Regions from separate parts of the Homo sapiens genome. Here region 1 is linked to region 2. Evidence: chromatin contacts called from ENCODE Hi-C or POLR2A ChIA-PET data. All regions are on one chromosome and are shown on one strand. The core of a region is the stretch at or near the end of the contact, and the rest is flanking DNA. Distances in the headings are between cores, read along the strand shown.

Region 1 (4,528 bases), core at 551-3,050, 160 kb before region 2:
GTGATGGGTGCGCAACTCTATGAATATACTGAAACCCTTTGAATTGTACACTTTTAAAAGGGTAATTTTATGCTGTGTGAATGACATCTCAATAAAATTCTCATTAAAATAAGAATATATGAGAGTATCTATTTCTAACTGTAGAGATTTTTGCAAATCCTGCAGAAATATGCTGAATTAGTTACAACCAGCTAAGGGAGCCTGGGATGGAAGAGTTTGAACCACACCCAATGGCCTGCATCTGGTGCTCTCCCAAGATCCATGGAAATAATCTTCCAACCTGCAATGTACCAGGGCATCTACCAGCCTGGCTCCACGGTGGTTTCAGGCATTGCTCTACAAATGATCAAGTTTTCATTCTAGAGTACGAATGAGGATTGAGTTAGACTAACTGTACAAGGGACAGGAAATAACAGCTCCTTCCCTGTCCTGGGGTCAGTGGTTTGAAAAGCACCCCATCTATCAGTGAATATCCAGCTTCCTGACAAAGAAAAGGGCTAGGGGATTTGCCCCCACCCTGTTTAGAAGGCGAAGGCGAATTAGGCCTGAATGGCGACTTGATTCTCATCTGAATATCAGAGAAACACATGTGTTGCAGGCTACACTGGAAGTCCTAATGGCTTCAGTTTGATAGTGGATTTGGGCTTAATGGTTGAGCAACTCCAGTGGCTTCCTCTCTTGATTACGTTGGTGGCTGTGAGATGAACTACCCAGTCATCAGTCATCATTATCAATGGCCCATTTGCCTGGGATGCTTTGGAAGAATGAAAGAGAGTAAAGGCAGTTCTACTTTTAAAGAAGTTAAAACATGGGCTACAGAGCATTTTCGTTTATTGTTTATCAAATGTTAGCCTGCCTCAGAATACCTGGAGGGCACAGATTCCTAGGTCCCACCTCTGGAGCTGCTAAGTCAGTTGATGTGGGCAAATAACCTAACACCTTGGCATTCACTTCCAGGTTTTCTTCATTTCCTCGTCCTCCCTTTCCTTCTTCAAATGTTCTCCTGTTCCTTCTTGGCTTTATAACTATCTTTGTCTCTGCTTCCCTTCCTATACATTGCCTTAATTAATCCTTTAATTTAGATTAAATTAAAGGATAAATATAAATTAAAGGATAAATTAAAGGATAAATCTAATCCTTTAATTTAAATATTATTTCTGGAGATATATTTGCCATGTGATCCATTTTGTTTGTTAGAAAAACACAAGAGAAAAAAATTGCTGATAATCTTCTCAAAAAGGATTATCTTGTTTGTTCTAAAGCCAAGGATGTATAGTGCATCTTGGAATGTTTTGGATTGAGGTGGGACATTTGCTTTCTTTTTGTTTTCAAACATCATTAATTTACTTGGTATAAGAACTTCAGAATCAGCATAAAGTAAAAGTAGTTTCTTAGGAATAGTGTCATGATAATTCCATGCACTTAACATGAGGTAGGTGATAACGGAAGTAGTGGTTTTCTTGATTTTTCTTATTCAAACTGCTTCATCAAACAAAACAAAACAGAACAAACGCCCTGGAGACAGAGAGTCTTATTGTGCCATAGTATTTCTCTTTCTCTCTCTTTTTTAAATATTTCAAGCGAGCATGCCATCAGCAGGGCTGTCTTCACTGAGCTATTTGTTGCTGGGAGATGTTGTAGACTGTTGCTCGGTCAGTGCAAATGAGAGCTGCTAGCCTCGCTGTAACCTCGCTGGCTGGGTACTCTCAGAGATTGTTAAGAGTTTTAAAATTTTTCTAATCACTAAGCATGTTAGGAAACCAGAGCTTTGTGTATGAAGAACAACTTCCTCTCAGGGACTGTACTCAAGGCTGAGGTTTGGACCTCAGCCAATTTTATGAACGAACAGGAACAATGTCAAAAACATCAGGATTCCTGGTCATGAGGACCAGAGGGGGCCACTCCAATGGGATGGTAAGCTTCTGTAGGGCTGGCACGTGACTTTGCACCCCTGATGCTCCGCATGAAGGGATTTTCTGCACCCAGCAAGTGCTGACTGATTTCCTGAGGACACTTAGTCCTACTCTAAACTCTAAGAAGGTCTAGGGCCACATCAGGAAAGTGAGATTCATGCACTGACTCATTTCCACACTTCAGAGGACACTTTCTTTGAGTGGGTGTTTGGAAAAAAATGCAAGGTAGATGTAATTCTCCACACATCAGCTGATGACTCGTACTGACAGTGTCTAGAATAGAACTTTTTTTTTCCTTTTGGGTAGGTACCTTCTCCCCAGATGGATGGTGTGTTCCCCAGAGTGCCGAGGTATTTCTGGGTGAAGTAATATTGTTCCCTTGTGTGTAATCCTACTAGTTCTCTTTCATGAAGTAGCTGGAATGTCTGAGTGGTCAAGGGTAATCCCTGAGCTGGCCTTGACACAAACAGATACGGGCTCTTCCATCCTTGGGTCCCTCTGTTCTGACACCTGATGACACACTTAGGAGTTTTCCTCTAGTACCTAAAACTATAGTTAGTAGGTACTTAGAAACAATTACAAGCTGTGCTAATGCTTTTTAAAAGTGGAAATATCGGCCAGGTGTGGTGGCTCACACCTGCAATCCCAGCACTTTGGGACGCCGAGGCAGGTGGATCACGAGGTCAGGAGTTCAAGACCAGCCTGACCAATATGGTGAAACCCCATCTCTACTAAAAATACAAAAATTAGCCAGGCATGGTGATGGGCGCCTGTAATCCCAGCTACTCAGGAGGCTGAGGCAGGAGAATTGCTTGAACCTGGGAGGCAGAGGTTGCAGTGAGCCGAGATCACGCCACTGCACTCCAGCTTAAGCGACTGAGCAAGACTCCGCCTCAAAAAAAAAAAAGTGGAAATAGCAATATGTGCTTTAGCTAAATATTAATTTTGTTTTTGCCCTGCCTTTTAGCTCTGTGGTCTTGACCAAGGCCTCATAGCGACTCTGAATCTCTTGCGACTCTGAATCTCTTGCGACTCTGAATCTCTCGCAATCTCAATTTTCTTGTTTGCAAAACTAAGATGTAGCAGTTATAATGTGAGGCGCAAATGAGAAAGGCCATACAAAAACCCTAACCAAAAAATCCAGTAAAATGAAGCTCAGTTAAACTAAAGACAGCCCGTTGACATCTTTTGTGCGTTTCCTCCTTGGTTCCCAGGAATGCTGGAAAAAGAGGCATTTGTTCTAAACATGGAAATGCAGCAAAATAATGATTCTTTTATGGCCTGGTGGTCTGGTTTGACACAATCAATAACTAAAATAAATACACACAGCGTACAGCCCTGTAATAATAGAGGTTGCTCGGAATCAACTCACAGTAGTAAAAATCCTGGTTGAGAAATTATCCCCAAAGATGATATGATTTTATCGCCCCGTACAAAGTTAACCAGTCTTATACATAATATGGATCTTTTCAAACTTTTAAATGAAGTATAATGCATACACAGAACAGTGAACTCATCATGGGCAACTAAATTAATTTTCACAAAATCATATTTTGTGAATATGCTATGATTTATTAATACATTGTACTGCTGATGAACATTTGGATAGTTTCTGGTTTTTGGCTAATAAATATAGGGCTGCTATGAGTATTTTTGTATACATACTTTGGTTGACATTTCTACTATTTTCTGTTGGTCTTGTACCTGTGAGTGAAATTACTGAGTCATAAGATATGTATTTGTTCCTCAGCAGTAGTTACTGCTGCCACACAGCATGGTTCTGCTAATATGTACTTCCAGTGGGAATGTTTGACAGTTCCAGCTGATGGAAATCTTTACCAGCGTTTAATATTTTCTCTTATTCATTTTCACCATTCTGGTAAGAGTGTCCCGCAATTTCATTCTGGCTTTAATTGAATTTCCCCAATGGCTAATGCAGTTGAACACTTTTTCAAATTATTTTTTGGCCATTTAAATATTTTCTTTTGTTAAGGATCAGTTCAACCTTTTGTTTGTATTTCTATTGGGTTACCTAGATTTTTCTTACTGATTTGCAGTGGTTTTTAATGCATTCTGGGTAAGAACACTTTGTCAGCAGTATCTATTCCAAATACCTGCTTCAACTCTGTGGATTGCATTTCATTTCCCTAATGGTGTCTTTGGATGAACACACCTTGATTTATCAATAGTCTTTCTTTGATTATTAGAATATTTTGTGTCTGTTTTACAACTATTTGCCTACTCCAAAGTCATAAAAATTTTCTCCTGTGCATTTCTTTAAAGGCTTTATTGTTTTACTTTTCACATTCAGATCTGCAGACCAACAATTAAGATTTGGATATGGTATTAAGCAGTGGCTCAAGGTTCAATTTTCATTTCTCCATTTGACTATCCAAATGATTCAGTGCCATTTAGAGAAATGAATACTCTTTTCTCTCTTCAGTTCAGTGGCGTGTTGGGCATAAATCAGGTAACTATGTAGGTGTGTATGAGTCTTTTTCTGGACTATTCATTCTATTGCATTGGCCAGTTTGTATAAATTTTCACTGAAATGCTGTCCTAATTACTATAGCCCTGATATAAAATGCTATCTAGTAGGGTAAGTCTTTACTATT
Region 2 (4,321 bases), core at 1,436-3,935:
GAGGCCCTGGGAAAGACCCAGTCACATTAAATAAAGGGACCGGGAAGGTGTGGTCTTTCCCCGGAGGACCAAGCAAGATGAAGATATACATGTGAAAAGTGCTTGGCAAACCGTGGGATGCCATGAGGAGCTGGCCTGCCAAAATATGGAATGTGCTCAGGGAGCCTCAGTCCCCAGGGCCCCCCACACCCATCAGCACCCCATAGTGACGCAGACCACTTCCTGCCACGTCATGGTTGGTTGACCTTTCCTCGGCACTTGGTCCTGTTTTTTATTTATAAACTTCCCTCTAACACATGCTTGTTTGGTATTGATCTGGGGCTGTGTAAAGTGGAAAATTCCTTCCTGGTTTCCTTGAAGAACAGAGGCTGTTCCAGATGAGGTCTGGAGTGAGCTACAGAGGGTGATGCTGGCTTTAGGAGTGGTGGCTGCTGGGTCTGAATGTTAGAGGCCACACATCTCCAGTAGTAATATTATTCTGGGAGATGGGAACTCTGTGTGTGGATGTCCCCTCCCATACACCCAGGAACTTCTGAGAAATGCTGCTGTTCACTAATACAATTCCACCCTCATCTCCCAGGCTGTCCCTGGAGAGGAGCTCTCCACTTGAGAAGGACCTCAGAGCCCTGGCTCTTGTCATCCAAATTCACCTTTCCTCTGGGGCTCTTATAGGAAAGGTGAGAGTTGACACTGCTCACCTGTGATCCTCTGGCATAACCACCTTGCAAAGATAACCCAAGAGAAATGGAAGCCTCAGGGATATACCACCAGATGAACTGACGGCAAGGTGGAGGTTTTCGCATTCCCATGGCAGGTTTCCTTATCAGCCCCCATCTCCCACCACATCAGAAAAGGAGTAAATAGATCTTTCCTGATTTCAGGCCCAGAACTAGGCTCAAGAAGAAAGAAGTGTACTCTCACGACTGGCTAAGACTTGCTGGACTGACACCTATGGCTGGAAGATGACTTGTTTTGCTCCATGTCTCCTCATTCCTACACCTATTTTCTGCTGCAGGATGAGGCTAGGGTTAGCATTCTAGACACCCAGTTGAGCTCAGGCGTAGAGAAGAGGAGGATGGGATAAGAACTGGGGCCATCCCCATGTCATGGTGGGTGAGAGCTGGGGCCATCCCCGTGGTCATGGAGGGTGAGAGCTGGGGGTTATCCCCATGGTCATGGAGGGTGAGGGCTGGTCGGGGGAGGCATCCCCAAGTCATGGTGGGTGAGAGCTCGGAGCATCCCCATGTCATGGTGGGTGAGATCTGGGGGTATCCCTGTGTCATGGTGGGTGAGGGCGGGTGGTCATCCACATGGTCATAGTGGGTGAGAGCTGGGGGTATCCCTACATCATGGTGGGTGAGAGCTGGGAGCATCCCCATGTCATGGTGGGCGAGATCTGGGGGGTATCCCCACGTCATGGTGGATGAGAGCTGGGGGAATCACCATGTCATGGTGGGTGAGATCTTGGGGGATCACCTGTCATGGTGGGTGAGAGCTGGGGGGATCACCTGTCATGGTGGGTGAGAGTTGGGATTCATCCCCATGTCATGGTGGGCTGAGCCCACATGGAAGCCTGTGCTTGGACAGCGTATGCCCTTTTCTCTGTTTTTCCACAATGAACAATTAAACTGTAAATGTTAAAAATATCAGTAATTTGTGAAATAAATTTTATTCTCATTTGAGCAACATAAATCACAATTTTGTTTGTTTACCATGCCTGTCAAAATCACAAACATTTTCTTATCAGTTTAAATAATGAAAACTGATTTCTGCTAAAATCATCTGACAATTAGCTTGTCAACATTCAAATATTTTTCACCTTAAATCCACTACCTTCGTGGTGTGGTCCACTGAAAAGTTGGGCAAAACCCAACCTGTGATTGAGGCTATAGAGAAACATGAGGGTCATGCACAATAGCTTTTTTTCCCCACACTTAGTAGATGGACTGTTTCTCAGTCTGACAGCCACCAAAGCTTTATGTCCTGATGAATATTTTCGTCCTCTCATCCTCTCTGATGGCCTCATTTCTCCAAATTTCTTCTTCTCCTCCTTTTTTTTTTTTTTTTTTTTTTTTTTTGAGACAGAGTTTCGCTTTTGTCACCGAGGCTGGGATTACAAGCATGAGCCACCGAGCCCGGTCAAGGCTTTCATATTTTTAAAACTTTGAAGTACAGTGAGAAACATAATTTAGTAAGCAACTCAGTATGCACACACGGAATGGAAAAAGCTCTGTTCTATGTTATTTGTTCTATTTTGTTCAAGTCTAGCTCAATTTTTCAAAATGCTGGTCACAGCTCGCCAACTTGTTTTAATAACCAACTTATGCCTTTCCACTGCAATCTGGAGAGCTCAGCCTCTCAGGCTGCTGGTCCCCCTGTCAATCACGATACTTTGGCTACTTTGCTTTCTTCAATCAACAAGGCTTTATCAAGAACTTATGGCTCTTTTAATTATCTGACTTCCTGGTCAATCAGCTTTGTTTGTGGTTTTAAATGACCACAGGATAGTAGAAGTGAACATAATTTCCTGCCTGTGTAAAAGGATGACATCAAGAGGAAAAGAAAGCAGCTCACTGGGTGAAGGACCTTGAGAAAGAGATGAACATTTCCTCTCTTGAGACACAGGACAAACAAGGTCACGCCTGAGCTCGGCAAACAAGGACTTCGGTGCCTGCCTACGGCGCCATTGCGCCCTCTAGTGGCTGCTGAGGAACCGCTGTCCAGCCCGAAGCTCACAGAGCCCCGTTCAGGCTGCCGCAACCTACCTAGGCGGCCAGAATGGAGACTTACAGGTGGGCGGGCATCCCGGGGTGCACACATTACCTTCTCGGGGCTCTCCAACTTAAGGCCAAGGATATCTTTCTTCTTTTTCGGCTGCTGAGAAGGTGGAGATAGTGCCATTTTCGAATGTGTTCCTAACTCTTGGGCTTCTGAGACTGTCGCAGTCTGTCCAAGGGTGGTGAGTGGGGATCAGCAGGCCCTGTTTACTATGTGCTCGCAAGAGGGGACTGCGGTCATAGGGATTTCAGAGAGGTGGCCCTGGCGTCGGGCCCCTGGACTCCAGTCACAACTCAACCACTTGCTGAGGGAGTATGCTAGCTAAATCCCTCTTGCAAGTCAAAAACCCTGTGCCCCAGTTTCTTCCTCTGTAAAAAAGGGATAATACAATGTTGGTATCCTTATTGCCCACTACAAAAAGGGCCAGAGAATATGAACAGGACATTTACAAAGTAAGGATTAATTCGTACAAAAGCCCGGTGAACGGAAAATGTGTGTAACATCACAAATGATCTGATGCCGCCAGGTAGGGGGGCATTTACCATGTGCCAGACAGACCCTAAGCTAAGCTCTTTAAGTACATTATCTCATTAACAGTCAATTATCCTATATCCTCTCCATTTTAAAATGAAGAAAGTAAGTGTGTAAGAGATTAGATAACCCACCCAGGGGTAACACAGTTGTTAGACATGGCCCCAGGGAAGTGTATCACCGGCTGGGTATTTCACGATGTTACAGCATTCCTTTTAAATTGTTAGGCATGATAATGGTAGCATTGTTATGTTTCTAAAAGCATCTTATGTGTTAGAGGTGACATACTGAAACATTTGTGAATGAAATACTATGATGTCTCGGATTTACTTCAAAATAATCCAGTGCAGGGAGTGGTGGAGGACATGAGTTTGTGAAACAAGACTGCCCATGAGTGAAGTTCATTCATGAAAACATAGAGCAGTTAAAAAAATTTTTAAAAACAAAGAAACTCGCAACCCTCAGACACTTACGCAAGTCTGCTGTGAAATAAGACATCCTGGCTATTCTGAAGAGCCGGATGAAACTAAGGATGGAGATTTTTGTTTTGCTTTCAAAATATAAACAGCTTTTTCCTCCCTGATTATTTGCTCATTGGGTAAATTTATGAAAACAGGAAGTTATAAAAATATTCATTATCCTTTTGGTGTATATATGAATATTCACATAGATTTGATCTTGCAATACCAATCTTAGATTTATGAATTGCGTTAGTCAGGGTTTTCTAGAGAAACAGAATCAATATGACTTTTATATATATACAAAATTAAGAACTGTCTCCCATGATCATGGAGGCTGAGAAGGCCCACAATCCACTCTCTGTGGGCTGGAGACCCAGGAAGGCCAGTGAAATATTTCTTTAGTTGGAGTCCAACACCCTGAGAACCAGTGGCGCTGATGATATAAATCCCGGTCTGAAGGCAGAAGATGAGATGGTTCAGCTCAAGCAGTGAGTGAGGCAGATCTTGAAAAGGGGTGGAGAAGAATTCCTCCTTCTTCTGCTTTTTGTTCT

Evidence for each region. A loop is a pair of places that touch in the nucleus more often than their neighbours do. ChIA-PET counts read pairs that join two places held with the same protein, here RNA polymerase II (POLR2A). Pooled maps may share reads with other maps.
Region 1: a loop to region 2 is called in a map of CD14-positive monocyte, with 3 times the contacts of the local background. The contact joins two enhancer-like sites. A Hi-C loop is called at or near these places in 6 of 168 maps with a recorded cell type or tissue (CD14-positive monocyte, GM12878, PC-9 and 2 more), 18 of 37 single-sample maps with no recorded cell type and 22 of 50 pooled maps. POLR2A ChIA-PET finds 5 or more read pairs at or near these places in 9 of 52 experiments (A549, AG04450, CD4-positive, alpha-beta T cell and 6 more).

Annotation. Positions count from the first base shown.
Region 1 is chr2:102,081,136-102,085,663 of GRCh38, forward strand. It overlaps a transcript of IL1R1 not described here. Among named protein-coding and RNA genes, the nearest start is that of IL1R1, 59 kb to the right of the region's middle. Within about 2 kb of position 1,801, at least 24 of the 41 ENCODE cell types and tissues checked have a DNase peak (open chromatin) inside an H3K27ac peak, as active enhancers do; they include CD14-positive monocyte, where a contact is called at or near this core.
Region 2 is chr2:102,238,311-102,242,631 of GRCh38, forward strand. IL1RL2 (interleukin 1 receptor like 2) reads left to right here. Exons shown (of 12, transcript NM_003854.4): 12 at 882-1,692. The coding sequence ends at 931. Among named protein-coding and RNA genes, the nearest start is that of IL1RL2, 53 kb to the left of the region's middle. RefSeq lists enhancers at 1-604, 2,459-2,753 and a silencer at 2,693-2,752. Within about 2 kb of position 2,686, at least 20 of the 41 ENCODE cell types and tissues checked have a DNase peak (open chromatin) inside an H3K27ac peak, as active enhancers do; they include CD14-positive monocyte, where a contact is called at or near this core.